Regions from separate parts of the Mus musculus genome. Here all the other regions are linked to region 5. A link is a loop called in an ENCODE intact Hi-C map of the cell type or tissue named here. Cell type or tissue: left cerebral cortex. All regions are shown on one strand.

What was found. Peaks named below come from ENCODE experiments on the same cell type or tissue, not always from the same donor. Only the 100,000 strongest peaks of a DNase experiment are listed, where the experiment ranks them.
Region 1: it touches region 5 in a loop (2.2-fold over the local background); 3 of 42 quality-filtered maps call a loop at or near these places.
Region 2: a loop joins it to region 5, with 2.4 times the contacts of the local background. A loop is called at or near these places in 5 of 42 quality-filtered maps.
Region 3: it touches region 5 in a loop (2.6-fold over the local background); 4 of 42 quality-filtered maps call a loop at or near these places.
Region 4: a loop joins it to region 5, with 3 times the contacts of the local background. A loop is called at or near these places in 5 of 42 quality-filtered maps.
Region 6: a loop joins it to region 5, with 2.0 times the contacts of the local background. A loop is called at or near these places in 4 of 42 quality-filtered maps.

What each region holds. Positions count from the first base shown.
Region 1 is chr2:126,742,547-126,747,546 of GRCm38, forward strand. It overlaps Usp8 (ubiquitin specific peptidase 8), which reads left to right. Exons shown (of 19, transcript NM_019729.3): 11 at 1-135; 12 at 4,950-5,000. Among named protein-coding and RNA genes, the nearest start is that of Usp8, 38 kb to the left of the region's middle. In left cerebral cortex, no CTCF peak of the experiment used is centred here; no DNase peak of the experiment used is centred here.
Region 2 is chr2:126,835,535-126,840,534 of GRCm38, forward strand. Trpm7 (transient receptor potential cation channel, subfamily M, member 7) reads right to left here. Exons shown (of 39, transcript NM_021450.2): 11 at 1,801-1,901; 12 at 1-56. Among named protein-coding and RNA genes, the nearest start is that of Trpm7, 38 kb to the right of the region's middle. In left cerebral cortex, no CTCF peak of the experiment used is centred here; no DNase peak of the experiment used is centred here.
Region 3 is chr2:127,233,013-127,238,012 of GRCm38, forward strand. It overlaps Snrnp200 (small nuclear ribonucleoprotein 200 (U5)), which reads left to right. Exons shown (of 45, transcript NM_177214.5): 32 at 1-80; 33 at 168-346; 34 at 488-639; 35 at 1,952-2,060; 36 at 2,948-3,056; 37 at 3,447-3,636; 38 at 3,728-3,892; 39 at 4,449-4,570; 40 at 4,811-4,954. Among named protein-coding and RNA genes, the nearest start is that of Ciao1, 12 kb to the right of the region's middle. In left cerebral cortex, no CTCF peak of the experiment used is centred here; no DNase peak of the experiment used is centred here.
Region 4 is chr2:127,219,922-127,224,921 of GRCm38, forward strand. Snrnp200 (small nuclear ribonucleoprotein 200 (U5)) reads left to right here. Exons shown (of 45, transcript NM_177214.5): 15 at 1,824-2,017; 16 at 2,210-2,333; 17 at 4,660-4,809. Among named protein-coding and RNA genes, the nearest start is that of Snrnp200, 14 kb to the left of the region's middle. In left cerebral cortex, a CTCF peak has its summit at 2,767 (motif pointing left); no DNase peak of the experiment used is centred here.
Region 5 is chr2:126,916,144-126,921,143 of GRCm38, forward strand. It overlaps Sppl2a (signal peptide peptidase like 2A), which reads right to left. Exons shown (of 15, transcript NM_023220.2): 7 at 4,175-4,271; 8 at 3,496-3,597; 9 at 1,657-1,738; 10 at 1,068-1,142. Among named protein-coding and RNA genes, the nearest start is that of Sppl2a, 15 kb to the right of the region's middle. In left cerebral cortex, no CTCF peak of the experiment used is centred here; a DNase peak (open chromatin) is centred at 3,060.
Region 6 is chr2:126,752,335-126,757,334 of GRCm38, forward strand. Usp8 (ubiquitin specific peptidase 8) reads left to right here. Exons shown (of 19, transcript NM_019729.3): 15 at 1-148; 16 at 2,515-2,751; 17 at 3,639-3,781. Among named protein-coding and RNA genes, the nearest start is that of Usp50, 29 kb to the right of the region's middle. In left cerebral cortex, no CTCF peak of the experiment used is centred here; no DNase peak of the experiment used is centred here.

The DNA of each region.
Region 1 (5,000 bases), 170 kb before region 5:
CAAAGTAAGAGTGAGCATGAAGCTTCTGATGCTAAGGTACCTGTGGAAGGTAAAAGGTGTCCCACGTCAGAGGCGCAGAAGAGGCCAGCAGATGTGTCCCCTGCATCCGTGTCAGGAGAGCTGAATGCAGGCAAGGTAGGTAAAACGAACAGTAAATGTGTATAAGATGGTGACACAGTGGCCTTCCACAAACAGAACAGGCATTCTGGACAGTGCTCAAGGGGTGAGAGACCGTCCTGATCCATTGGTATTGGCTTCTCTGCTTTCCTTTGAGGCCTGTGATGATGTAAATTGATTGGTTGGCCATAGAATCTTTCGTTTATAAAATGTCATACAACTTATAATTATTGCTAGAAATAGTCATATGCATTTCTGTGCTTGCTTGGTGTGTGACCATCAAAAGACGAGGATAAAATACAATCTCATAATGGAGAAATAAGGCCCAGTAGATGGAGGTCATTTTGTCTACATAGGATGTACAGTCAGTAACATCGACAGCCTGACATTTATTTTACATATAATGATATTTTTGATCAGTCTGTATGATTTTGTTTCTGTTCGTACACTTAAAATCAGTTACTTTTTTCTGTCCTTAACTACATACTCAAAAGTTGATTGCCTTAATTTTGGAAGATATGTTCATGGAATGATATACTTTTAATTTGTTTTCTTTGTACAGCTAACAGTGTCCTTTCCTTTTGACTACTATGTAACAGCAGGAACACTAACAGCTTACTTTTACGTACATACAAGTAAATAGAAAACAGTTTTGGTAGTGCAGAAATGAAGGCTGGAAAGCAAAATGCTACCTTACAAAATGCATACCTTTCAAACAGTACTTTAGTCACATTTTCCAGATTTACAGACCATATTAATACAATGCTCAGGGACCACGGGCTAACCTCACTAGAGTAGCCAGGTGTACTGCACATACCTGTAGATCAGCTCACTCGGCGTCAATAAGCCCATGACTTCAACACTGAGGAAAGCTCAACAGAATACAACGCCTGTTTGAGAATTTTCTAAACACCTACAATTAGAGAGATGAAGTTCCTACTTAAGATACAGTTTAAATACCTCAAAACACTCAAGGCATGTCAAGTATTTGCCAACATTTTTTATTTATAGAGGTAGCCCCATAAGGTAGTGAGTAGTGAGTTTACAGGCAAAACTGAGCTCAGAGGCTGTCGTCTGCCTAGAATTCCATAGGGAGTGAAATTGGAAGACAGCCTCTTTCCCCCTTCCTGTACTGGAGACAGTCTTAAGAACTTAACACTTTCATATGTGTAGAGTCATTTGAGGTGCTGTAAACACCCTAGAAACCTCAGCGGCCCTCAGGTTATGACATGTGTGGGTAGAGAACACATGCAAAAAAGGTTTAGTTAATAAATAGACCTTGCATTTTGAATATGATCTGTGTAAAATTCTGTATTTTCAGCATTCTCTTGCTTATGTTTAAAATATATTAGAGGACAGCCCTTTTCAAGTTAATAAAAACCATATAGGATATAAGCAGTAGACTCTGAGAGCATGGTGTATATACACTATAAGAACATAATATTTAACATTTTATACTGCATTGTAAACCAGTGCTTCACGTTCTATTGAGTTTTATTTTCTTCACTGGTTCATTTTTCTCTTTAGTGGTATGAAATCCCAAATGAACTCACATTTAAACTTGACAATAGAATACACCTTTCAGAGAGACTTAAAAGGTTTTTTGTTTTTTGTTTTTGTTTTTGTTTTTGTTTTTTGACAGGGTTTCTCTGTATAGCCCTGGCTGTCCTGGAACTCACTCTACAGACCAGGCTGGCCTCGAACTCAGAAATCCGACTGCCTCTGCCTCTGCCTCTCTGCCTCTGCACCTCTGCCTCTGTGCCTCTGCCTCTGCCTCTGCCCCTCTCTGCCTCTGCCTCTGCCTCTGCCTCTGCCTCTGCCTCTGCCCCTCTCTGCCTCTGCCTCTGCCCCTCTCTGCCTCTGCCTCTGCCCCTCTCTACCTCTGCCTCTGCCCCTCTCTGCCTCTGCCTCTGCCCCTCTCTGCTTCTGCCTCTGCCACTCTCTGCCTCTGCCCCATTCTCTCTCTGCCTCTGCCCCACTCTCTCTCTGCCTCTGCCCCTCTCTGCCTCTGCCTCTGCCCCTCTCTCTGCCTCTGCCCCTCTCTGCCTCCCAAGTGCTGGGATTAAAGGCATGTACCACCACCGCCCAGTTTTCTTTTTGTTTTTAGTCTGATACATTTAATAATAGTTTAATTTAGGTATAATTTGCATATCATAAAATTTACCTGTTTGTAACATACATTTAGTCAGTAACAAGAGTTTACAGACTAGGGGTGAGGGTATTGGGGACTTTCAGGATAGCATTTGAAATGTAAATGAAAAAAATATCTAATAAAAAATTAAAAATAAATAAAAAAATTTAATTTTAACCTATTAAAAAAAAGAGTTTACAGACTGTCAGGGAATGGTGGCTCATGCCTTTACTCCTAGCACTGGGGAGGTGGAGGTGGAGTCAGACAATTTCTTGTGAGTTTGAGGCCAGGTTGGTCTACATAGAGAGCTCCAGGACAACCATGACCACATGGAAAGACCCTGTATAAAAAACAAAAACAAAAAAATCCCACATACATAAGAAAAACTTAACATAGTACATGAAATTGTTAACATAATCCAATCATAAAACATTTTCACAACACCAAAGAATCACTCTACCTGTGTATATATAGTCCTGTCCTGTACCCCTCCTAAAGCCTCAGACCAAAACCTGCTGTCTCCATTGACTGTCTTTTCTCAGATAGTCTTTAGCAGCTGACTGCTTTCATCTGGCTCAGTGGCTCTCAGCCTTCTTAATGCTGTGACCCTTTAATACAGTTCCTCATGTTGTGGTGACCCCCAATGATCAGATTGTTTCATTAGTACTTAAGTGTAATTTGCTACTGTCATGAATCATAATGCAAATATCTAATATACAGGATATTTGATATTCAACCCCCAGAGGGGTTAGAACCCACAGATTGATAACTACTGGTCTAGGTTTTTTGTTGTTGTTGTTGTTGTTGTTTGTTTTTTTGTTTAAATGTGTATGGATATTTTGCCTGAATGTATGTCAGTGCTCCTAAAGAGGGCAGAAGAGCACATCTCTTGGGAATCAAACCCATGTCCTCTAGAAGAGCAGCCAGTGCTCTTATCCACTAAGCCATGTCTCCAACCCCTTACCTAGCAGTTTTCTTATTTATTTTAGAGCATGTATTGGTAGCTTGTTTCTTCGTGTAGTTAATTATTATAGTCTCTGCACATATGCACTTGTCAATTTGGATTACTTAGATATTGCATGTCTTCTTGGGAATTATTTTGAATACTGCTACTGTGGACATTTGTGTCTTTACTTTTGAGTGAGTACTTAGGACCGGAATTCTTTTTAGCCCATTTTGTTAATAAACTTAAAAACTGAAAAACAAATAAACCAAAAAAACTTTGAAAGAGCCTGGCATGGTGGCGCACACCTTTAATCCCAGTACTCAGAAGGCAGAGGCAGGCAGATCTCTGTGAGTTTCAGGACAGCCTGGTCTACAGAGCAAATTGTAAAATAGCCAGAGCTACCCTCTTCAAAAACAAACAAATGAAAAAACAGAACAACAACAACAAGGAAAGAAACTTTAAAACAAAAATCAAACAACAAACACATTTCCCAGTGCAGCTGCCCACTTTACACCTGTCAGCATATATCTGCATCCCAGCCAAAACGTTACAGTGACGTACATTTCCCCAGTGACATTGACGTCTCTTTTTTTTTTTTTTTTGGTTTTTCGAGACAGGGTTTCTCTGTATAGCCCTGGCTGTCCTGGACCTCACTTTGTAGACCAGGCTGACCTCGAACTCAGAAATCCACCTGCCTCTGCCTCCTGAGTGCTGGGATTAAAGGCGTGCGCCACCATGCCCGGCGACATTGACGTCTCTTATGTTTATCTTCGCTTTGTTTTTTGAGATGGTCTCATAGAGCCCAGACTAACCTTGAACTCTCATGACCTTTTTGCCTCTACACTGCAAAAGCTGAGGTTATAGGTAGTCACTATCACACCCATCTTATCTGTCTTTGACAAAATCGTAGCCAACTTAATGACTGGCAATTTTGACTGAGCCGTATGAATTTGTAATATTCTGGCTAAGTCCCTTATTTGAAGTAAGATTTATAAATATTTTCTCCATGATGAGAAGTGTCTTTCATTTAGTTAAGAAAGTGTTACAAACAAAAATCTCTGTAAAGCTAGAAGCATCTGTAGTCAGCGTAGAGACCCATGCTTCAGCATGCTGCCCTGCATTTCCACAGAGCACACTACATGATCTTTGTAAGTGGATACAGAAGCAGCTGTGGTAGGAGGGCTAGGTGGCTAGGAGATAATCACCTGACAGGCCTGTGTGGCTCCTTCTCTCACCAACCACCATGGAGAGCCTCTGCCACTCACCACCAGGCCTCTGTGCACTCATCTCCAGTGTTGCAAACACAGTCACTGCGGAAGTAACTGCGTGGTTAAAGTTTTAGGAATTGCTGTTAAAGACAGAGAAGAGTCACACAGCTCTCAGTGAATTCTCCAAAGAGTGTAACCTTTGAGTGTCTCCAGACTCTGTGCAGCGTGATAATTAAGTAAGAATAATTACCCACCTTTTTTTTTTTCTCCCAGCTAGCAGCTTCAGTCATAGTCTCTGCTTCCCAGTGGCCTCTTGGCTTCCTTTGGAAAGTTCTAGAAATGTTATTACATTTCCTTCTTTATTTCACATTCCTCTAACCCTTGATATAGTAGACTTTGAGAAAAACAAAACTGCCTTCATCTTTGATGCTGCCTTTAAAATTATGAAGGGTGGTCAAGAAACTTTTTTTTTTTTTCTGTTTAAGTACTTTAAGCTCATGAATGGAAAATTTTAACTGGAAAATCAGATTATTGTTTTTTAAACTAGGCTCAGCGAGAACCTTTGACGAGAGCACGAAGTGAAGAAATGGGGAGAATT
Region 2 (5,000 bases), 81 kb before region 5:
AATGAAACTCTGTCCATTACAAGAGCATCAAGCATAGCCTGTTCCAAGGATCCAACCTAGAGTATCAAATTAATAAAGAGATTTCACATCTTTAAACTATCAATTACTTAAATACAAGTCCTCATAATTTATACCTATATATTCTCAAATAATTTGGGAACAGGATTAGAAAAATGCAAACAGTGACCTACAGTAACTAGAGAATGGAGAAAAAGGCATATCTTTCACAGCACTCCCTAAATACCATTACACAAATGTTCTATCTGTAAGACAACAAATGTTAAATAGGCATAGCAGAAAGGAGCTACAGAATTCCACCATCAATTAACCTGAGAACCAGGCCCAGGCTGGCTGAGAAGGTAAACGTCTCTGCTTCCAGCTCCGCCTCTAGTGCTGGAGCTACAGAAGCGTGTGCAGCACCCAGTCTATGCCATGCTGGGTGTGGCACTCAGGGCTTCCCACATACCAGACACACTCAACTATTACACTTGACACACTAAACTACATCCCAGCTATACGTTCAATACTTCAGCATTAGATGCTTAAAAAAAAAAAAAAAAAAAAACCTCTTTGTAACAAAAAGTTATTTTGGAAATAACTAATTTAAATATTCTGATTCTGTCCCCAGAGGTTTGCCATACAACTCCACAATTTCCCTACAGTATCTTATATCACCATCTCCAATTCATCCTATTTTCCTTACCTAGAGGAGGGTATGGACTCTAATGTACATTTATTTACCTAGTAACCACACATATTAGCTGCACATGATGAAATTAAGACAGAAGCATGCTTTTTTAAAAAAATATTTTTCAGTATTCAGTTCTGACGAGAAAAATATTTTGATGTTACACTAAAAAAAACTTAAAAGAATATATTTTCTACAATAGCCTATAATTTATCATAGATATTATTCCCATTTTTATATATTATTTTCTCTCATCACATGCAAACTATTATTTATTCTTACTTGTAGTATTTACATTCTAACCTATGTTACTTTTACTTTGATTCTTTGATAAATTACACATTTACCCTGTCTCTCTAGGGATTCAGACATATAACAGAAACTAGCCAGACATTTTACAGGCAATGAACATACTGTCTGTGTGTGTGTGTGTGTGTGTGTGTGTGTGTGTGTGTGTGTGTGTGTGTGTGTAAAGGGGTGGGGGACAGCACACAATTAAAAAATACTCTTGAACTCACATTTTCTAGGAGCAGAAAGATAAATCATCAATAAATAGTAAATAGGAGGGACTACATAGAAACTAAACTAACATCATGGCATGTTATAATGAATTCTGTACACAGAACAAGAGTTCCAAGACAACTGTTGAATTTTTACAGATATTCATACCTTATTAAAAAACAAAGTTGTTAAGGAAATATGACTTACTAATATTTATACTTGGGTAAGACAGTAAAATATGAGTGGAAACACAGTCCTTATAAATACTGTTTATTACAATCACTCCTTTTTGTGGTAGGGACCATTTCAAGGATCCTCTTCAGAGACCCAAATTCAGATGCTCAACTTTTAACAAAATGGTGTGTGCTGTCTGTGGTATCAAATATCCCACCTCTAGATTACTCAAGATACTTAGTTTAATAGGAGCAATTAAAACTGTATTGATTACTGAATAAGAAAGGAAACATGTGTACATGTTCAGTAGACTTGACTACAGAGTACTCGTCCTGTGGTTATTTAAATCCATGGATATAAAACCTGTGGTTAATATTAAGGGTCCACTGTGGTTAACTGCATTAAATAAACTGTGTGTATTTAGATTATCTACATACCAGCCACTGTTGTCCATAAACAAATACATGATTTTTGGCAATATCAACTCTGTCCCATGCCAGTGTAAGGATAAGCTGGTCAAATGCAGATGCATTAGTACCTAATTGAATAAAGAAAAAACAGTTGGTAAGTGTATCTCCATCAACCTCTAAGCACTTACAAACTCCCCCTAGAACCCTTAAATTTATACAGGTCGTATACACCATCATGGGACGTTACTGTTAAAAATTATATTTAAGTATAAAAATTATATTGCCTAGTCAAAGGTGTCAGGAGGTGCAGAGGCAGGTTGAGACCAGCTTGGTCTACAGAGTAAGTTAACCCTGTTTCAAAAAACAAACAAACACCCCAGAAAGAGGAAAAAAAATTGCCTCAGTAGAAAAGAAAATCAGAATGCAGAAACTGAGAAAGCAAAGATGATTTGTTTCCATCACAAACACAATACTCAATACTTTTAAGAATTTTGAAAAAAAACTTTTGAGTACTTTTCTGCACATATGTAATTATAGCCATATATTTTAAATTATTAAGAAAGGGGTATTCTCTGCATTAAGTGAGATCTAATGATCGGTGGGTACAGGCACTTACTGCCAAAGCCCAACAACTTAAGCTCCATATTCTGGCTTTACATGGTGAAAGGAGAAACCCAACTCAAGTTGTTTTTCAACTTCTACACATGCATCACAGCATGCTCAAATGTGCACACACCACAGATAGATTCATGTAACTTATGGCAGATTGGATAAAGGATTTGCTATGAGAACGTGAGAACCTGTGTTCAGTTCCCCACCACCTTTGCATTAAAAAACAAACAAACAAGAAGATACGGTGACATATCTGTGACCCTATGGCTTAGAATGGGGCTAGGAAGGAGAAAGACAAGTGGGTCCCTGGAGCTTGCTTCTCAACCAGTCTCAGTGGATACGTGAGCTCCAAGTTCAGAGACTAAAGGTGGCACCTGAATCCTGTGTGTGTGTGTGGCCGCACACTGTATACACACGCACACGCGCACAGGCACACACACAGGGGGTGGGGAGGGAGGGAGGGAGGGAGAGGTGGGGTGGTAACAGAGGACCATGATGTGTAACAGCTGTCGTCCTTGCTCTGGGGAGGCTGCATGAGCAGGATTATCATGAGTTTAAAGCCAGGTAAAATCTACAGAGCAAATATGATTAAAAACACAAGTAGTAGCGGCCATGAAACTATTTATTATACATGGCTTTTTAAAAATATATATATATCATTTTAAGCCGGGCGTGGTGACACACGCCTTTAATCCCAGCACTTGGGAGGCAGAGGCAGGCTGATTTCTGAGTTTGAGGCCAGCCTGGTCTACAGAGTGAGTTCCAGGACAGCCAGGGCTATACAGAGAAACCCTGTCTCGAAAAAAAAAAAAAAAAAATACCAAAAAAGGAAAAAAAAAAAAAGAAAAAAAAGGAAAAAAAAAGTATAAAAAAGTTGGGAAGGAGGCAATAGCACTTATTTACAATTCATTTCTACTTTATTATTTTTTAAAAAATGAGATTGGTGTCTAGGGATGACTACCCAGTGTTGCATAACCAACTGTGGCATGTCTTCCTGGTGAAGACTGAGTATCCATAGCTCAGCAGTAGTTAACTGCCTGTAGCTCTTCATCCAGGGACAGGGCTTGTGACATTCAAATGTCAAAGGCGCTGTCGCTGTTTACAGCTTGTTTGGACAGCAGTATTACTGAGATTCCGTGTGGTCATACTGTCTTACCTAGAAGATACAGTATCACAGATGACTTCCTGTCCTCTGGCTCCTAACAGTCGTCTTCTTCTCTTTCAAAACGTTCTCAGTCTTAGTTTTACAGGTTATGTAGTAAATGTAGCAACTGGGATTGAATATCCCACTGCCTGTTAGTCTCTACATTTTAAGTAGCTGTAGCTTTGGGTAAAGGTTCCTAACTCATGTAAAAACAAACTTCTTTGATAAGAATTGAGAGCTACATTTATCGGACTAGGCCAGGACACAGAATGCCTTATTTCTACTTTTATATAATAATGGAATATAAATTCATTATCTAAGATTTTGGATTCTTTTTCAAATTTTCATATTTTTCCTATAAGATATTCAATTTTTCTTTAAGTTATAGCCTTTACATTAGTGTGTGTGTGTGTGTGTGTGTGTGTGTGTGTGGCTGGCTGTGTGCACAACAGCAATCATGTAGCTCAGAGGGCAACGTGTACAAATTGATTCTCTCCTTCCACTATGGATTCCAAGAACAAAACTAGTGCTGTCAGGCTCATGTGGGCAAGTGGTCTGATCCACAAAGCCATCTTAGTGAGCTATAAATATAGGTGATTTTAAAATTCCTTGACTTTATCATTTGATTCCTTAGAGCCTTCTTCCTTTGTAAGATGAAGAAAAGACAAAGAAAACAGACCATGTCGAACCACTGGAAGGATAAAATAAGGACACAATCCACTTTCCTACTGAGACTAGCACCCAGAATACCTTACGGCAAACAGTACATACAGATAGTGTTCTATTATTATCTTATGTTGTGATATTTATGCCATCTCTCTTTCTTACTACGCCTATGGTTCCTGACCACTTAAGCATCTCTTGATCCAAGATGATTTATACTTAACTATATTATGTTTGAAAACATAGTGGTAATTTGTTGTAGTCTAATATCTGGGACACTTTAATGGACAATAAGACCTTTGTTCCTACCCTATCTCCAAATATGTGGCTTCCCAATAGAACACAATTTTCATTTCTCACTTTTGAAAATACTTATCACTATGACATTTTTTTAAACCAGTGGGTATCTGTAGTATTTGGAAAGACCACATTAGTTCATATTTTCTTCAGAAGAAATTAGTATATTTAAGTAATCTCTTTTATAGCTATCAGCTAAATACTTGAATATCTTTAAAGTCATTTTTTAAAATACATCCCATTTCATGTGTGTATGTAAAAAACACATGAATGAACGAATGAATGAATGAATCCATCCATCCAGTTAAATCTACAAGACATCAAACTAAGTCTACATAACTAATTTGTTGACAATTTAAAATTAACCTGCGTCTTTCATAAAGAAAAACTATTTAACCCAGGCAGTGGTGGCACATTTCTGAGTTTGAGGCCAGCCTGGTCTACAGAGTGAGCTCCAGGACAGCCAGGGCTAAACAGAGAAACCCAAAGAAGAAGAACAACTATTTAAAAA
Region 3 (5,000 bases), 320 kb after region 5:
ACTGGCTGGGCTGCAGTGCCACCTCCACCTTCAACTTCCATCCTAATGTGCGCCCTGTACCTTTGGAACTGCACATCCAGGTAGGACAGCCTTCATTCCTCCATGGCCTCAGGGATCCCTAGGTACCCAGGTCTAGTAACCTCAGTGTCTTTTTCCTTTGTCTCCAGGGCTTCAACATCAGTCACACACAGACTCGCCTGCTCTCTATGGCCAAGCCTGTGTACCATGCTATCACCAAACACTCACCCAAGAAGCCTGTCATCGTTTTTGTCCCATCTCGTAAGCAGACCCGCCTCACTGCAATAGACATCCTCACTACCTGTGCAGCAGACATCCAGCGGCAGAGGTAGGGTGTGCTCTAGTTTCTGGGATGAGTGGGTGCTTGAAGATCATGTTAAGTGAAGTCCTGGGTAAGGGCAGGGACTAAGTCTGGGGTCTCCCACAGACTGCAATGCCTCTGACTTGTGCTTGTTCTTGTTCTGCCCAGGTTCCTGCACTGCACCGAGAAGGACCTGATCCCTTACCTGGAGAAGCTCAGTGACAGCACACTCAAAGAGACCCTGTTAAATGGGGTGGGCTACCTGCATGAAGGCCTGAGCCCCATGGAGAGGCGCCTGGTAGAGCAGCTCTTCAGCTCCGGTAAGAAAACCTCATCACCCAAAGCTCTCATGGCTGTGGCTGTCAAACGAGGATGTGGGTGTCCTCTCTTTCTTTCTAAAGATTTATTTATTTATTTTATGTAAGCACACTGTAGCTGTCTTCAGACGCCCCAGAAGAGGGCATCAGATCTCATTATGGATGGTTGTGAGCCACCATGTGGTTGCTGGGATTTGAACTCGAGACCTTCGGAAGAGCAGTCAGCACTCTTAACCACTGAGCCATCTCGCCAGCCCCCTTTTTTTTTTAAACAATTTTTTATTAGAATTTTCTTCATTTACAATTCATGCTATCCCAAAACTCCCTTATACCCTCTCCCCACCCTGCTCCCCTACCCACCCAATCCCGCTTCCTGGCCCTGGTATTCCCCTGTACTGGGTCATATAATCTTTGCAATACCAAGGATCTCTCCTCCCAATGATGGCCGACTAGGCCATCTTCTGCTACATATGCAGCTAGAGACACGAGCTCAGGGGATACTGGTTAGTTCATATTGTTGTCCCACCTATAGGGTTACAGACCCCTTTAGCTCCTGTGGATGTCATTTCAATAAGGAATAGAACTTATTAATGCCAGCAGACTAATGTATGTCTTAATTCATTAGATTCCTCTAAAATACTTTTGTTGTCATTGGAACAGATATTTCTCCCAGCTAGATTAGAAAACAGGCACAAAAGCTGGTCTCATTTCAGAACATGGTTTTGTGGAGTTGGGCCGTTGGCCAGTAGACCTAAGTTCTGTGTAGATACCAGACTGGAGGGGTTAGAACTTAAGAGATGGCTGTGGATTTGTGATTCTCTCCTGGCTGGTTGCCTCTTGCCTGCTACCTTTGTTGACCTGTGGCATTTTATGTGTTTTTCACTATTCTGGCACTTGTGGCAGAGCCTTGGTGTAGCCAACTCTGCCAGAGTCACTGTTACTCTGACTCTGAATCAACCTGGTTTGGATTTGTTCAGGGTAAGTTTGACTTTGCTGCCATGGCCTGAACCAGCCACATTTGGTTTGGTGTTAGCTTTCATCATCAGAGGGCCAATCCACCATGCAGTGAAGGTTTTGCTTTCCCTGGATTTTGAGTTTTCTTGAATTGCTTTGTTTCTTCTAGGATAGTCTCAGAGCAAAAGGCACCAATAGTGCGGTGCTACCTTTCACAGTACTTCATTATGGTCAGACCTTGTTCCTACACAGCCTCAGTCTGATATTTGAAATGTAGCACAAGGTTGGCCACTGCCTGCCAATGAAGCAGATACTTTGTGGGAACCCTGCCCTCAATCTTCCTCTCCCTTACGCTGCTCAGGGGCTATCCAGGTGGTGGTAGCTTCTCGGAGTCTCTGCTGGGGCATGAATGTTGCTGCTCATCTAGTGATCATCATGGATACTCAGTACTACAATGGCAAGATCCATGCGTGAGTATAGTTGCTGTGGGCATTAACAGATCTCCCTCCTAAAGTGGATGTAAATGTGCAAGTGCAGGTATAGAAAACTAAACATGGGCCAGAGCTCCAGATCCCGGGACCTGCTCTTACATCTCTCTCAGCAGTTTGGAGAGATAAGACCTTATATATAAATGGGAAGAAAGGAGGTTGTTGCTAACCCACTCCCATATTAGGAAAAGTGGGTTGGTCAAGTTCTCATCTTCGTCATGACAAGAAGTATAAGATCAGGCCGGGCAGTAGTGATGCATGTCTTTAATATCAGCACTTGGGAGGCAGAGGCAGGTGGATTTCTGAGTTTAAGGCCAGCCTGGTCTACAGAGTGAGTTCCAGGACAGCCAGGGCTACACAGAGAAACCCTGTCTCGAAAAAACAAACAAACAAACAAACAAACAAACAAAAAACCCAAAGTATAATAAGCTCAGTGTTTCTCAGAACCTGAGTAATTTAACTTTATTGTTTTCTCCAAAATGTAGATTATTTTGAAATTAATTTTGTGAGTTTAAAATGTCTGATCTGGTTTTTGCTTTAGATTTTAGATTACTTTTTAACCTGAGAAACACACAGACCTTAAGTTTGACTTCAAGTTTGACCCTTTAATAGATGTTATTTTGCTTCTGGCCCTTAGATGGGTTTGTGGCTTTGGTTCAAGTTCCTTGAGTAATACATTCCTGACTCTTTCACTCTGAAACTAAAATAATGTGTGGGTAAGCAAGTGAAATGAATTGCTAAGCACACAGGTTTCTGTCCAGTTTTGCTGTAGTTTGACCTTATCTCCCTGCCTTTGCATCTTCCGTCCCTGTGTCTGAAGGCAGGCAGGCCTCCTGACTTGTTTCTTCATTTGTTTCTTCTGCCACCAGCTATGTGGATTACCCCATCTATGATGTGCTTCAGATGGTGGGCCATGCCAACCGGCCCCTGCAGGATGATGAGGGGCGCTGTGTCATCATGTGTCAGGGCTCTAAAAAGGTCAGTTATAGGAAACTTTGATCTTTTAACAGATTCTTGAGTCCCTTTATTTTAAAATAAACTTTTCACTCCTTTCTGCCAGTTACTTTTATAATAAGCTGGAGCCACAGAGAATTTTGCTCGTTTCTGCCGCTGGTGGTGATTCCATGATATCACCCATGTCTTCCCACCTGTTGTCTTTTTTCATGCACTGCTTATTGCTCTATCTATGTGACTTGGCGTGGCCCGTTCCTGCTTTGTATTATATGATACTGTTTTCTAAATGTTTCTTCTGTTTGGCTATTCTGTCTATTATACAAAGGCCATTCATTCCCTGATGGATTGCCCTTGACCCTTTATTACCACGTTGCTATTTATTCTTTTTAATGCCTTCCCTCACCCATTCCACAGGATTTTTTCAAAAAATTTTTGTATGAGCCATTGCCAGTAGAGTCTCACCTGGACCACTGTATGCATGACCACTTCAATGCTGAGATTGTCACCAAGACCATTGAGAACAAGCAGGATGCTGTGGACTACCTCACCTGGACCTTTCTGTATCGCAGAATGACACAGAACCCCAATTACTACAACCTGCAGGGTCAGTGAACTGAAGAGCACACACTGCCCTCCAGGGTTTTCATAGCCCTAGCGAGGCAGTGTCCTGAGACTTCCCTCTTATATCTCCACAGGGATATCCCATCGTCATCTGTCTGACCACCTGTCAGAGCTGGTGGAGCAGACCCTCAGTGACCTGGAGCAGTCCAAATGCATCAGTATTGAGGACGAGATGGATGTGGCCCCTCTGAACCTGGGCATGATTGCTGCCTACTATTACATAAACTACACCACCATTGGTGAGGACCAGTGGCACATGGCTTCTGGAGCCTGTTGGGATGAGATGTGCTAGCCAGCATTTGTCAGAGAGACGATAGTGCAGGACGGCAGTGCAGCCCAGGCAGTTGATCCTTGTTATTGTTATTCTGCTCCTCACAGTGCCCTTCCCCCACGTTGGCTCTTCTCACATTCCCTTATTTTCTTTTCTTTTCTTTTTTTTTTTTTTTTTTTTTTGAGACAGGGTTTCTCTGTGTAGCCCTGGCTGTCCTGTTGCTCACTCTGTAGACCAGGCTGGCCTCGAACTCAGAAATCCGCCTGCCTCTGCCTCCCAAGTGCTGGGATTAAAGGTGTGCACCAACACACCCGCTTTTTTTTTTTTTTTTTTTTTTTAAGATTTATTTATTTTTATTTATATGAGTACACTGTTGCTGTCTTCAGACACACCAGAAGAGGGTATCAGATGGTTGTTGAGCCATCATGTGGTTGCCGGGAATTGAACTCAGGACCTCTAGAAGAGCAGTCGGTGCTCTTAACCGCTGAGCCATCTCTCCAACCCATTCCCTAATTTTCTTTCAGAGCTCTTCAGCATGTCTCTGAATGCTAAAACCAAGGTTCGAGGACTTATTGAGATCATTTCCAATGCAGCAGAGTATGAGAACATTCCAATCAGGCATCATGAAGACAACCTCCTGCGCCAGGTGAGGGCATCGGCTTTAGTAGACCATTCAGGAGTGAAAATTTGTCTCATTAGCACATGGCTTCCTGTCACCAATATCCTCATACATTTCTCATACCACTCTCAACCTCATACATCCTTCCGACACTATAGTTCTCCATCCTTCCTCAGAGTCTGGCTGGACCACACGGTGTATTTGGCCTGAGTGGATCTCAGGTAGGGTACTCCGTTTATCACGAGCTCTTTTTCTTTCACGTTCTAGTTGGCTCAGAAGGTCCCCCACAAGCTGAATAACCCCAAGTTCAATGATCCACATGTGAAGACCAATCTGCTGCTGCAGGCTCACCTGTCCCGCATGCAGCTAAGTGCTGAACTACAGTCAGACACAGAGGAGATCCTTAGTAAGGTAGTGTGACGGGTTTGGAGGTTCACTGGCCGGTGGGTGCTCAGAA
Region 4 (5,000 bases), 300 kb after region 5:
GTCTTCAGACACACCAGAAAAGGGAGTCAGATCTCATTACAGATGGTTGTGAGCCACCATTGAACTCAGGACCTTTGGAAGAGCAGTCGGGTGCTCTTACCTGCTGAGCCATCTCACCAGCCCCCTAGTTCTGTTTCTTAATGCCTTTCTTTTCTTTTCTTTTCTTTTCTTTTCTTTTCTTTTCTTTTCTTTTTGGTTTTGATTTTCTATTTTGAGACAGAGTTTCTTTGTATAACCATGACTGTTGTGGAATTCTCTTTGTAGACCAGGCTGGCCTTGAACTCACAGAGATCCACCTGCCTCTGCCTCCTGAGTGCTGGGATTAAAAAGTGTGTGCCACCATGCCTAGCTTTCCTTAAGGCTCTTCTACGTGCATTTTCTTCATAAGAGTCACTGTGAGCTTTGCTGTTGCCATTAAAACCATAATCTGTATGTAACGGAAGCCTCTTAGACATGCATGCTGTTTGCCACATGCCCCATTGCTTTCTATATCTGATTTTTTTTTTTTTTTAATTTGGCTTTTGGGAAAGACTCTCTATGTAGTCCTGGTTATCTTGGAACTTGTTCTATAGAATATGAAATATTTTGAATCAAATGAAAACACACAAAAATAATTTTGTCCTCCAAGACGATAGAAATGTTTCTTTATAAAATAATCCATTGTCACAAAGGATAAGTAAGGAATTGGGACTTTGCATTCCCTTTACATAGAAGTATCTACAGGGAGTGGACTTTGAGCCTGACGGTTGAATCTGTTTTGTTGTTTTTGCTTTTTGTAATTAATTGCATGTGTTTATTTTCTGTGATGTTGCATGGTGTGTGTGTGTGTGTGTGTGTGTGTGTGTGTGTGTAGGTCAGAGGAAAACTTGTGGATGTCAGTTCCCCTTCCACCATGCGTGTCCTCTATGAATCAAGCTCAAGCCGTCAGGGTTGGCAGCCAAGTCCCTTTACTCTTTGAGCAGTCTCCCTGGCCTCCAGCTTGATTCTTTAAGCTGTCTAAGAAAGCAGGAAAGTAGTTCATAGTCTGTGTTCAAAGTGGAAGTTGGCAAAACTATAGCTATAAGTTTTTCTTTTAATGAACACAGTTATATAGATTGGTTTATGCACTTCTTATAGCTATTATTGTCCTGCTGTGGCTGTGGCAGAACTGAGTTGTTTTTTTGTTTTTTTAAGATTTATTTATTATCATAAGTACGCTGTAGCTGTCTTCAGATGTACCAGAAAAGGGTATCATCAGATCTCAGTATGGGTGGTTGTGAGCCACCATGTGGTTGCTGAGATTTGAACTCAGTACCTTTGGAAGAGCAGACAGTGGTCTTAACTGCTGAGCCATCTTGACAGCCCAGAACTGAGTATTTTTTAACAAGGGTTACATGGCTCACTAGCCTACAGTATTGCGTGTGTGGTACCAGATGTTCAGCCCTTGAAGAAAAGGTTGCTCACCTCTTTTTTAGAGCCTTGCTCTCTGACAGCCGCTCCTACGGGTGCTGAGTCCCTGGCCTGCCCACAGTATCCGCAGTTCTCCCAGTGCTTACTGTATCTCAGAAGCACTGCTGTTGGCGGTGTAAACTTACTGTGCGTAAAGCCCACAAGGGAAGGCTTCTTTGCTCTAACCTGGTCAGAACCGTCATGTATTTGTAAGGAGATTTGTGGTATCATCAAAGGACTCACTCACAAGTGTTAAACAGTCCACACTCAGTGTATATTTCTACTAAAAGCTGTCTTTGTTCTTTAGGATTCCTTGGCTTAAGGGTCCCTCTCTTGTCTTTACTCGGCATGTTAAGACTGTATACTTGTACAGTTTGCATCTTTCTGTTCTTTAGGATGAGATCCATCTTCTACATGATGACAGAGGTCCTGTCTTAGAAGCTTTGGTGGCCAGGGCCATCCGAAACATTGAGATGACCCAAGAAGATGTCCGACTCATTGGTCTCAGTGCTACCCTCCCCAACTATGAAGATGTGGCCACCTTTCTGCGAGTCGACCCTGCTAAGGGCCTCTTCTACTTTGATAACAGGTATAAAAAGAAACTGGAAACTTGTTACCCAGGCAGTCTTCCTGTTCCCTACTCTTCTCTAAGGAGCATACTATTGAGTTTTAGGGTTCCTGTGTGTATTTTAGAAAGCATTGTTTCTAGGTCAATGGAAAGTAACTTCTCTCACAGTGTTCTCTGCCAGAAATCTCATTTGTATAACTGTTGAACTTCTAGCTTCCGCCCCGTGCCTCTGGAACAAACATATGTGGGCATCACAGAGAAAAAAGCTATCAAACGTTTCCAGATCATGAATGAAATAGTCTATGAGAAAATCATGGAACATGCTGGAAAAAATCAGGTTTGTGGATGGTTCTTGAACCTTTTCCTTTTTTTTTTTTGGTTTTTCGAGACAGGGTTTCTCTGTGTAGCCCTGGCTGTCCTGGAACTCACTCTCTCACTCTGTAGACCAGGCTGGCCTTGAACTCAGAAATCCACCTGCCTCTGCCTCTCAAGTGCTGGGATTAAAGGTGTGCTCCACCACGCCCAGCTCCTTTTCCATTTTTAACTTAAACTAATAGACAAGGTAATAGCATGACTCACCAGTGATCAGAAATAATATGAGTTACTATATTACTACAGCTGCTTTAAAAGATGGTCAGGGTCTGGAGAGATGGCTCAGTGGTTAAGAGCACTGACTGCTCTTCCAAAGGTCCTGAGTTCAAATCCCAGCAAACCACATGGTGGCTCATAACCATCCATAATGAGATCTGATGCCCTCTTGTGGTGTGTCTGAAGACAGCTACAGTGTACTTACATATAGTAAATAAATAAATAAATAAATAAACAAACCTTAAAAAAAAGAAGAAGAAGAAAATGGTCAGGAGCTAGGAGAGTCAGCACATGCCTCTAATACCATAGCTTAGGTTGCTGAGGCAGGAGGACCTCAAGCCAGCTGGAGGCCAGTTTGGATTATACAATGGTACCCCCCTACCCCTATTCCCCTCATGGTCCCACTCCCCTCCCCCCCAAAAAAAATCCAAAAAATGACTGGGGACTTGGAATGGAACTCAGTGGTAGAACATATACATAGCATGTTGACCCCGGTTCATTGCATTTTCCATCACTGCATAAATGGGAGATGGAATACTGTCAACAATCACTCATAAACTGGCCAGTTTATGGGGTAGATAGATGGCTCAGTGGTTAAGAGCATTGTCTACTCACAAAGGACAATTGAAGCTCAGACCAGTCTATCAACTCTAGATCTGACCTCTCCTAGCCTCTGTGAACATCAGGCATATATATGTTGTATGGACATATGCGCATATAAAACATTCATTTCATAAAGTAAATAAAAATTAACAATAACTAAATAAACTTATAACTTAGAAGAATTGGATCATTTCCTGAAAACAACTATCACTATAGCCTAGATGAAAGATAATTTGAATAGTCCTGTGATCGTAAATGATAACTTCATAGTTGATACTATCCTCCCCCAAATTGGTGGAACTAGAAAAACCAGTCTGTCTATAAGATAGCAAAACTGTAGCTGAAAATTATTAGAACCTAGTGAAATCAGGCCAGTGAGATGGCTCTGCAGGTAACGGCGCTTGCCCCCAAGACTGGTGACCTGAGTTTGATCCCCAGAACATAATTGGTGATGGAGAGAGTTGATCACTACTCTGACACACAAAATAATTTTTTTAAGATTTATTTATTATATGTAAGTAAACTGTAGCTGTCTTCAGACACACCAGAAGAGGGCATCTGATCTCATTACAGATGGTTGTGAGCCACCATGTGGTTACTGGGATTTGAACTCAGGACCTCCAGAAGAGCAGTCAATGCTCTTAACCAGAAAAAGAAATGCATAGCTTCTTACTGCCTGCCTTAGTTAATACTGCTAACTAGTAGTAGTGTGCCACTACTGCCCGACATATAATTTCATTCGTTCGTTTGTTCACTTATTTATTTGTTTTCTTTCTCTTTTTTTTTGAATGTTACTTTGATAACAGTTTTTAGTTAGCAGTATTAAATAAGGTAGGCAGTAAGAAGCTATGCATTTTTTTTTTCTGATAAAAAGCACAGGAGTTTATATGACAGGGTAGGACTTCAGGACACTAGATCTCAGGAGGACTGTTTCATATAATGTGGAACTAGTTTCAAACTATTTAAATATTTTTATAAATAATGTAATAGTTTTGGTATTATTTTGAAAATACACCTTTATTTAGCTTAGACTTGCTAAGGCTCTGACCATATTCTTGATTGAGGTCTTTGAATCTCAATACACTGTGTATTTAGATTTATTGTTCAATGTAGAATTCTAGGGTTAGTTTAGTTTCTTAGCTGTGAGACTGTGCCACTATCCTTGGTACATTCCTTCCCCTGTGTGTCCTGGGCTGGGCTTAAACTCTGTGTAGCCCTACTCATAGCCTGGAATTTAGCTGTGACCTTGAGTGCAGAATTAGAGCTGGAGTTACCATGCCCAGCTTCCCTTTGGTACTGTCAGCCCTGTTAGACTTCTTTCCAAACTAGCATGTATTTTTGCCATAGACACTTTTCTAACCCATCGCTTCTGTTTCTAGTGGAGCAGCTTCTGCTTCCTGTAGCTGGTGCCCTGGTGCTCTGAGAGCAGCTGCTGAAGGTGCACCTTTTAGCTCTTGCATGATTCTTCTTAGGTGCTCGTGTTTGTCCATTCTCGAAAAGAAACTGGGAAGACAGCAAGGGCAATCCGTGACATGTGTCTGGAGAAGGACACTTTGGGTCTGTTTCTTCGCGAGGGTTCTGCCTCCACTGAAGTCCTTCGTACAGAAGCAGAGCAGTGCAAGGTAAGAAGGGACCATCTGCTTCTCTGGTGACTGGTTCCATATTGGGTAGAGTCCTTTGGGACCATATGTACTGAGTGCTTCTGTTCAGGCAGGTTAAAAGTCATTTTCTTGGGGCTAGGGAAATGACTCAGCAGATAAAGGTGCCTGTCGCCAATCCTAATGGCCTGAGTTCAATCTCTGGGACTCACATA
Region 5 (5,000 bases):
GACAGGTGGATCTGTGTGAGTTCAAAGCCAGCTTGGTCTACAGAGTGAGTTCCAGGACAGCCAGGACTGTACAGAGAAAACTCATTTCAAAAAAAAATAATAGTAATAATAGTTTGGTTTTTAAAAAAAAAACAAAAACAAAACAAAACAAAACAACAACAAAAAACAAAGATCAAGTTGAGTTCTTCAGCCAAAGGAATTCTAATGATGTCAAAAGCTGGCATTGCTTCTCGAAGTAGACTGGGACCTAAAGCCCAGGAGGGGCTGCCAGGGTACACAGTACATTCCAGGCCTGCAGAGCTGGCATGCTGATGTTTGCTCTTCTCAGATTAGTTCTCAGAAATGAAGGTATCAATGACACATTCCCCTCCCTCTCTAAACTGTCCACAGTAGACACTGGCTGTAAGAAAGTTTTACTTTTAAAAGGAAAGAAAAATTACAGACATTCTCCCTTTATACTAATCAGAAGTTCCTTATGTCCTCTAAGAAGCAACTGAAAGCTTGTATATTAATATACCCTCTACTGAAAGACCAATTTCAAAGGTAATTTCCTGAAGGAAATTAAAGTTCACTCTGAAATACAAATCTGCAAAATCAACAGTCTATGAAGAGAGTTAGGGTTCCCTTCTTGAGGCTGGCAAGATGGCTCAGCATTAAGAGCACCACTGCTCTGGCAGGGGACCTGGATTCCAATACCCATGATGGGTGGCATCTGAAGGCCTGGAACAACAGTGCCAGGGGAAAGAATGCTCTCTGTGGGCCTCTGTGAGCACCAGGCATGCACGAGGTGAACATGCACACATGCAGGTATTCACTTATACACATGTAAGGAAAGTAAATATTTAAGAAAATATGTCAGGAGCTGCATGTGCAGGGAATGGTGACATACGGCTTTAATCTAGAGGCAGGCGGATCTCTGGGAGTTCAAGGCCAGCCAGCTATACATAGAGAGTTCTCTTCCTGCCAGGGCTATGCTGAGGAGACCCTGTCTCAAGGCAAACAAACAGATTTAAGAAAAAGAGTTCCATCGTTTTGAAGGCTTCGTCGTAAATTTTAAATGGTCATACCTTTGTGATGAAAGGTGTGATGAAGACAAAGAACACATCGTAGATGAGAAGAAGGCCTAGCAGTATCACGCATGACTGTCAGAGAAAAAGGAATTTAAAAGGTCAAACTTCCCACATCTAAACTAGTGCAATAACTGACTTTGCAAATACAAGTGAACATGGAAATGTATATTTGAATGTTATTTTAAAAGGTGTTTCGTGGTTATCACTATGTGTAATTTTATTGCATATGCCATTTAAAAAAATCTTTACTTCCTGCATCCCATTTGCTTAGGATCATCTCTGATTCAAAGAATGTTCTTCCCCAATATTTCATCTCACAAGGTTTTAAGGAATGAGCATGACTGACAGAAACGCTCAGCTGGCCTGGCCTGGGTTAGAACTGAGTGCAAACAAGCAGAACAAGCTTTCTGCAGCCTGCAGAATGGCCTGTAGCTCAAGCTGATGGAAGTTACAAAAGTCATCCGTATATCTGCAACATTTCAAGAGTGTCAATGAAATGAGCTTGTCTTACTATATGCAAATTATACCTCAATCGTATTGTTTTAAAAAGAAAAAAATTACAGCTCTATAAAATAATATATTTTACCATGAAATTGGGTAACTTCATTGTTTTAATTAAGTTGAGACAGAAAGCAATTCCTAAGATATCCTGTAAAATCCAAGCCCACCTAAAAAGAGAGAGAGAGAGAGATCAACCTATTATTTCATTCCATTATCTTCAGATGAAAGTTAAATAAATAGGTCATTATGGTTATGTCATTATGGTTATGGCTATGAATTATCTCCTCATATCCTCTCTGCTCGGCCAGTTACTGTCCCTCAGAGGACTGTCAGATACAAGCACACATTCACCTCAATCTTTGCAGTTTTACATGTCTCCCTCTACACGGACAGCTGCCAATAACATCCTCGTGTTCATATCTAGTCAGGTCGAACACAAGCAAAAACTACACAATTTAATTATTAGAAACTAACATGCAGAACTAGCAACCAATGATAAACCTAATAACTTTGGTAATTATAATAAGATTTCTAGGTAAACGACTTTACTAATAAGTCATTAATCATGTTATGTATTTTTCCAGGTTTCCCTTCCTGCTGTGGTTAAACCTGGGTCGGCCTGACGGCTCAGCAGTAAAGACACCTGTGATCAGGCTGATGCCCTGAGCTCGATTCCTTAGGCCCTCTGGCTGGACGGAGAGAACTGCCTCCAGTGTCCAGAACTGTAGAGTACTGTCCAGTTATGCTGTGGCATGTACACACGTGACACACACACACACACACACAGTTTGAAATCATTTATTTTTTTAATTTTTTTGGGTTTTCGAGGCAGGGTTTCTCTGTGTAGCCCTGGATGTCCTGGAACTCACTTTGTAGACCAGGCTGGTCTCAAATCCAGAAATCCGCCTGCCTCTGTCTCCCAAATGCTGGGATTAAAGGCATGTCCCACCATTGCCCTGCGAAATAATTTTTTTTAAGAGAGAAATGCCCATAACTGTTGCTCTCATGGACAGATATCTTACATAAAGCCCTTTTTCTAATATATAAGGCAAAAAATTCCACACATTCTTTTACATTTTGCTTTGATGGTGGTTGGTTTTGTCAATCTGACACCATCAGAATCATCTAGGAAGAGAACCTCAAAGAGGAGCTGGCTGGGTTGTATTGACTTCTGGGTATATCTGTGAGGCATTTTTGTAACTGGGTTAACCAAGGTGGAAATACCCTGGATGTGGGCAGCGCTGACCCCTGGTTGGTTTCTGAGCTGGACAGATGCAGAGATGAGGCTGAGACAAGAAAGCACCTGTGCGCCCACTTCTCTCTGCGCTCGGCTGTGGATGTGATGTGCCCAGTGGCTTCAAGCTCCTGCCGCCTCGCCTTTTCAGCTATAAAAGACTGGCACCCGGAACTGTGAGCTAAAATGAACCCTTTCACCTTGCCATTGCTTTTTGGCAGGGTATCAGATTGCAGTAACAGAAATGAAAACATGACAGCTTTTTTCATTTAAAAGCCCATTGTGGAAATCAGTGGGGATACCATCTGTTGAAGTTATAAGACACAACACTGCCACACAGCATCACTATGCATATTTTAAGTCTAGGTGTCTAAGGCAGAACCTGATTTCCTTCCCTGCATGAGCTCAAACTCCTAGCCTAAGATCTGTTCATTTGCTGGGTTTGGTGGCCTACGCCTGTAACCTCAGGAGACAGAGTCACTGCAAATTTAAGGCTAGAGTTATAAGTTAGCAACGGGGCTCATACAGAGATCCTGTTAAATAACTTATTCATGAAAAAACAAATTACCTTGTTTTAAAATATGTTCTTGAATAAAAACAAAAAAATCCACAATAATCATAATGAATATGATTCAGGAAAAGATATAACGCTATGCATCCTAAATTTAAAGTAAGTTAGAGTTGTCATACCTATCCTCATTTCGAAATACAGCCCACACAACAGCAACTGAGATGCACAGCCCGGAAAGGAAAATCAGGCTCACTTTAATGTTTTTGCCACAACACAAAATCCTGAAAAAGAAAAAAAAGTTAATTTGTGCTATAGATAAAAAATGTTCCCTTGATACAAAAAAGTGTCAAACATTAACAAAGAGTGGTTGTAATATTAATCTTGTCATGATTTTTACATAAAACCAATGAGGCATAATAACTGCCTCAACAAAACCCTCTGTTGGCGGTGCTTTCCAAGACTGATGGCCACCAGCCACAGATGGCTCCTGAACACTAGACATGTCTCAGGAATTCAGTGTAAAGATCCCAAACACATCTGGGCATGGTGGCACACACCTTTAAGTCCTAGCACTGAGGTAGTGCACACCTTGTTCCTGAACTTAGGAGGCAGAGGCAGACAGATAGATCTCTGTGAGTTCGAGGCCAGCCAGGTCTACAGAGACAGTTCCAGGACAACTAGGCTCCCGAGAAACCCTGTCTCATAAAACAAAACAAACAAAAAAATCCCAAACACATTATTAACTTTAAACTCAGACAGGCATAAATACAATCTTGAATATACAGGCTTAAAGCAACACCTCACTTTTCCTGTACTAAGCTGAAATACTAATTGCATCATAGGCTAACAGATACGTACGTGCACTGTCCACATGGCATCCTATGAATCAATGCAGAAAGACAGTTGTACAGGCTCATTGACGATGCTATGCAGAAAATCGCTATCATAACATACACTAGAAAAGAACAAGACAGATGTTAATTCCTTAGCTCTTTTCATTAGATCATACTTTCTATATAGTAACTATATTGCTATGTGAAGCAGTTGCTAAGGCGCAACCAAGAGTCTTAAAAGAGAATGTGTGGCACTTGTGGTTTTCTTTCCGTTAAACACTACCACGGTTGCTTGATGTGGCTGAAGATGGTTTTATGTTGAAAGTAACAGTTCATTACAAATATGTATAAATACTTAATTTAACTTCAAGAACAGAAGGACTGATGAGCCTCTGTCATATGTGTGTGCTTGTGTGTATGTAGGTGTACACATGTAGGCAGGTATGTGTAGAGACTAGAAGACAAACATGGTATTATTCCTCGGATGTCTTCTTTTTCTTTTGTTTTAATTGTTTGAAACAGAATGAGTCACTGGCCTGGAAGTTCGCCAAGCAGACCACCCCGACTGGCAAGCTCTAGGGATCAACCTGCTTCTACCCAGTGCTAGAATGAAGAGACTGGAGGCAGGGGTGGGCTGGGGCATCCTGCATGGGTCCTACGACTGAACGCTCGTCTCCCTTGCACAGTAAGCACTTCACCAACTGAGCCACTCCTCCTATTCCTCTTCTTGTGCCTCGTGTACTTAAAACTTGCTGCACAGCCAAGAATAACCTTGAAAACCTTCAACTTCTGATCCTTCTCTCAACCTCCGGAGTTCTGGCATCTCAGGTGTGCACCACCACATCGGTCAC
Region 6 (5,000 bases), 160 kb before region 5:
GTGGACAGGACAGTATAGATACATCAGTCCAAAGGACTTTAAAGTCACCATTGGTAAGATTAATGACCAGTTTGCAGGCTCCAGCCAACAGGATTCACAAGAGCTGCTTCTGTTCCTCATGGATGGCCTGCATGAGGATCTGAATAAGGTAAGAGCGGGGTATCCTCAGCTTCGCTTGCTTCATCTTCACAGCAGTTTAAATGCTTGTTCACTAGTGTCTGAGTATGGACTGTGCCACTGTGCCGTGCCGTGTGTGTGTGTGTGTGTGTGTGTGTGTGTGTGTGTGTGTGTGTGTGTGTGTGTGTGTGCTGTGTGGAGTCTGCTAAGCTCCCCAGAACAAAACTGAATGTTTACATTTATTAAATAGAATGAGACATGTTGGGACTGGAATCTTAGACTTAACATAAAATTTATTTTTATTTTACATATATACATATCCTGAAGTGAGGTGGGTTTTTTTTACAATATTTTTGAATAATTTTTTTTTACTGATTTTTTTTTCTCATGGAGTACAGTTTTCCACTTGTGGCAGCATGCCATGTTTTAGATTTTCAGACTAGGAGTGTGCACAGTGGACTTGAAAAGTAGTGTGTGGTTATTTACTCAAGTACTAATAGGAAGTACTGCACATTTAACAAATGGTAAAATAGCTATTGGAAGTGTTCTTGTAACTCTCATGTTATGAAAACAAAATCATGGTTTTATTAATTATAGTCTGAACATCCTTGTTATTTATATATTATTGCATATTTGTGGTGTGTGTGTGTTATACTCAAATGTTCTAAGACTTATCTTCCAAAATAAGAATCGCTCCGGGTAAGCAAGTGGTGCATGCATGTATCTTTTATTAAAGCAGTATCTTTACGAAAGGACCACCTCCATCTGTATATAGCAGCTTCTCTTTTGCTGCTTCAGAAAGCCTTTAAGGTCATGCTTCTCAGCTGAGCATAAGTATAAATTTCAAGCTGTTATGGTGGCTCACACCTAAGGTCACAGTACTCAGGAGACTGAGGCAGGGAGATTGTCACTTCAGGGACAGCCTGGGCTACCTAAGGAGATTTTTCTCAAGGGGTGTGTATAGACACCACACACACACACACACACACACACACACACACACACACACACACACACACACACACACTGGATTTTAACCCTAATTCCTCCTTACATGACATGTGTTCTTCTCAATGCCATGCTTTTGAGACTATCAAGATGCCTCACTATTGTAAAAGCACTGGCAAGGCCAAGCCCAATGGCCTGATTTTGATCCTCAGAACACGAGTAAAGGAGGCAAGGAGAACCAGCTGCACAGAGCTGTCCTCTGAGCTCCTCATGCATCTTTTGACACTGCCTTTACACATATCATTCACATATACACACTCAATATAAAGGTTAAAAAAATGGTTTTAAGCCAAACGTGGCAACTTTTAAAAAATGGCATGGATTTAAAACATAATTATGTATACTTTATATACAGAATATATATTAAATGTTTAATGTGTGTTATACATAATGTATAATGTAATGATATACATAATACTATGTATAATGATACAGTAATGTATACTTGTGACATGTTCACATGTACCTAATAGCTTTAAGCCTGCCTACCCCCTTACTCTCCTTGCCCTCCCCCTACTCTGGCTAGTTCCCCTTCCTCCTTTGTACTTTTTTTTTCCTTATAATTCAGTGAGTTAATGATACTCACAAAACCATGATGGAGGTTTGGTTACTGGAACATGTGCACCTTTTCAGTGGCATGTCACTGAAGAAACATTAACTGTGTCAGTCCTCAGAGGAGGTGTGGGGACCATGAACACCCCTCCTTCCCATGCCTGGTGTGTGATCACAGCTGATGTGAGTTTGAAGTTGTGCTACATGCACCTCTCCCCCTCCTCTTCCTTCCACTCTTCCTCTGTGAGCCTTAGGGGTGACAGGTCTGTTCCATCTATGGCTGGGCATTCAGCAGTCATTGGTTCTCAGTGCCTTGGCCAGTTAGAGTCTCTACGGTCAACACCCACACTGCAAAAGCAGCTTCACTCTTAAAACAAGAGCTGAGTCTCTGTGACTCAGGGTCAGTCCACAAACTACTCAGGGTTGTCTACAGTTTACAGTCTTACACACTTTAAATAAAAATATGTCCAGAAGGTGTTATAAAGACCCGGCATGATGACCTATGCTTTTAATCTCAGCATTTGGGAGGCAGAAGCAGGTGGATCTCTGAGTTCAAAGCCAGCCTGACTGCATAGTGAGTTCTAGGACAGCTAGGGCTACATAATGAGACACTGTCCAAACAAAATGAGAAAGGGGCGAGGGAAGAAGTTCAAGCCATGTCCTTTCAGTAAAGTGGGTTTGGGTTTGGGGTAGAATTAATTTTTTTGTAAATGACAAGATCAGAGCTCCTCAGTGTGGCTAAATGTGTAAGATGTTTAGTGTTATTCCTTGAGTTTCACATTTACCTGTTGACAGCACACCCTTAGATACTAGCAGCACTCACTTGTCCTCCCCCAGGCTGACAATCGGAAGAGGCACAAGGAAGAGAACAACGAGCACCTGGATGACCTGCAGGCGGCCGAGCACGCCTGGCAGAAGCACAAGCAGCTCAACGAGTCCATCATCGTGGCCCTGTTCCAGGGCCAGTTCAAGTCCACAGTGCAGTGCCTCACCTGCCGCAGGAGGTCGCGCACCTTCGAGGCCTTCATGTACTTGTCTTTGCCGCTAGCATCCACAAGTAAATGTACTCTACAGGTACATCTAAGAGAAAGTGTGTTACTAAAATGTTATTTGTGTGCATCATCCTGACAGGAAAATCGGTGAGCTACCCTCCTAGCCCTGGTAGGGTTTTGTTGCTATTTTGTGTGTTTTGCCAGCATGTCTGTGCACCAACTGCATACAGTACCTACAGAAGCCAGAAGAAGGTATCAGATTCTCTGAAACTAGAGTTGGTGGGTGCAGACCGCCATGTGGGTACTGGGACTTGAACCCAAGTGCTCAGTAAGAGCAAGCGCTCTTAACTGCTGAGCCATCTCTCCAACCCATAGCTAGCCCTTGAGTTTTGAATGGTTCTTGCCATGTAGCCCAGACTAGTCGTGACCCAGCAGTGCTGGGAGGATAGGCATATGTCACTGGGTGCAACTAGAAGCTGCTTGGGAGGGCTGAACCCAGAGCGTTGTGCATGGTGGACAAGCCTTTCACCACATAGCCAAACTGAAATGCTTGTGTTTTAGAGACGTTTTGAAAGCTAACTTAGGAAGTTGTATTTGATGGTAGCGCAGATGTATTTTTTCTATGCACTGACTTGGGATCAGACATGTTGATTTCCACACAACAGCAGTGTAACTAATAGAATAGCTTATGTTGATACCTTCAGTTTTTACTTCTTCCAGGAAGTCCACCGTAATCCACCAGACTCAGGACAGAGATCTTGTGTGTGCTGTCCTGAGCTTCTGCATACCTACCCCATTCCTCACCGCACCTTGCAACACACTGTTTGTGTCCCTTCTTACAGCAGACACTTACCCACCTTATTGAGGTGCCCCAATAAGTGCTGCAGCATTCCTACAGAAGAGGGCCTCTTTAAGGCACTCCATCAGGAAGTGAATCGCTGAGTATTTGTGCTTTTTTTTCCCCACCAGGACTGCCTTAGATTATTTTCCAAAGAAGAAAAGCTTACAGATAACAACAGATTTTACTGCAGCCATTGCCGAGCTCGGCGGGATTCTCTAAAGAAAATAGAAATCTGGAAATTACCTCCTGTGCTGTTAGTGCACCTGAAACGGTAAGGTCTCTCTGCCTGTGCAGTAGCATTTGATGGAGGAATTGCCATGGCTACATAATCTGCACATACTGTCTCTTAAAGGAAACCTAAGGAATGTTCTCCAGCAAATAAGTAAGGCAGACATGACAGTGGAATAACTATACTGTTACTTTATGTGCATTCTATGCGATTCTGTTTCCTTACACAATAAATGGAACAAAAAATTCATGGAAATAATGGTATTTCAGAAACAAAAGTTTAAATGACATCAAGTGGAAAATGTTACAGTGTAATTCTAACACAAATGAGTAGATACAAAATTAACATTCAGTTGCTGGAGAGAGATTCAGTGGTTAAGAGAACTGACTCTTGCAGAGGACCCAGGTTCTATTCCTAGTACCCACATGGCAGGTCACAACTGCCTCTGATTCCATTTCCGGCAGGATCTAGTGTCCTCCTCTGTCATCTGTGACCAGCAGGCATACACGTGGAGCACAGATACGTGTGCACATAAATGATACAGTTGTTTTTTAACTAACACTCAAATTATAAATATAGCAAAATTAATTTAATTATTGTAACATGGTGGGCACACACCTATAATTTCAAGCTCTTGAAAAATGGAAGCAGAATGACCAAGAATTTAAGGCCAGCCTGGGCTCATGAGACCTGGTGTCAAGAAAGTTAAAATGTAAAGTCATGCTTTTTAAAAAAATATGAGTTCAGAGCATTGTGCCTTAGCTCATGTGTGACAGTCAGAGGACAGCTCTTAGAAGTCAGCTTTCTCCTGCCACCTTCTCAGATCTAGAAATTGACCTTAGGTCATTGGGGCTGCACACAGCTGTTTGAGCATGCTGAGCCACCTCCCTAGCCCAAAGTACACTTTTTAAGTGGGGAAAAAAGCCACAGTTTTAAAAGTCTAACTTTAAGATAAGAATATTTGAATGTTGCCTGTGCTAAGGTGCAAGCATTGTCTCCAAAATCTGTCTTAGTTAGAGTTTCTATTGCTGTGAGCAGACACCATGACCATGGTGACTCTTATAAAGGACGATATTTAATTGCAGTTGGCTTACAGGTTCAGAGGTTCACTCCATTTTCCTCATGGCGAGAAGCCCCAAGTGGATGGACAGGGTCCCAGCCAGCAGACAACATGGCAGTGAGAGCTACAGCATGTCTCTGTTCCTCGGGAAATCCATTTGGGAAGTTAGATGTCACAGATAGGTTCTTGCCCGTGTACCAC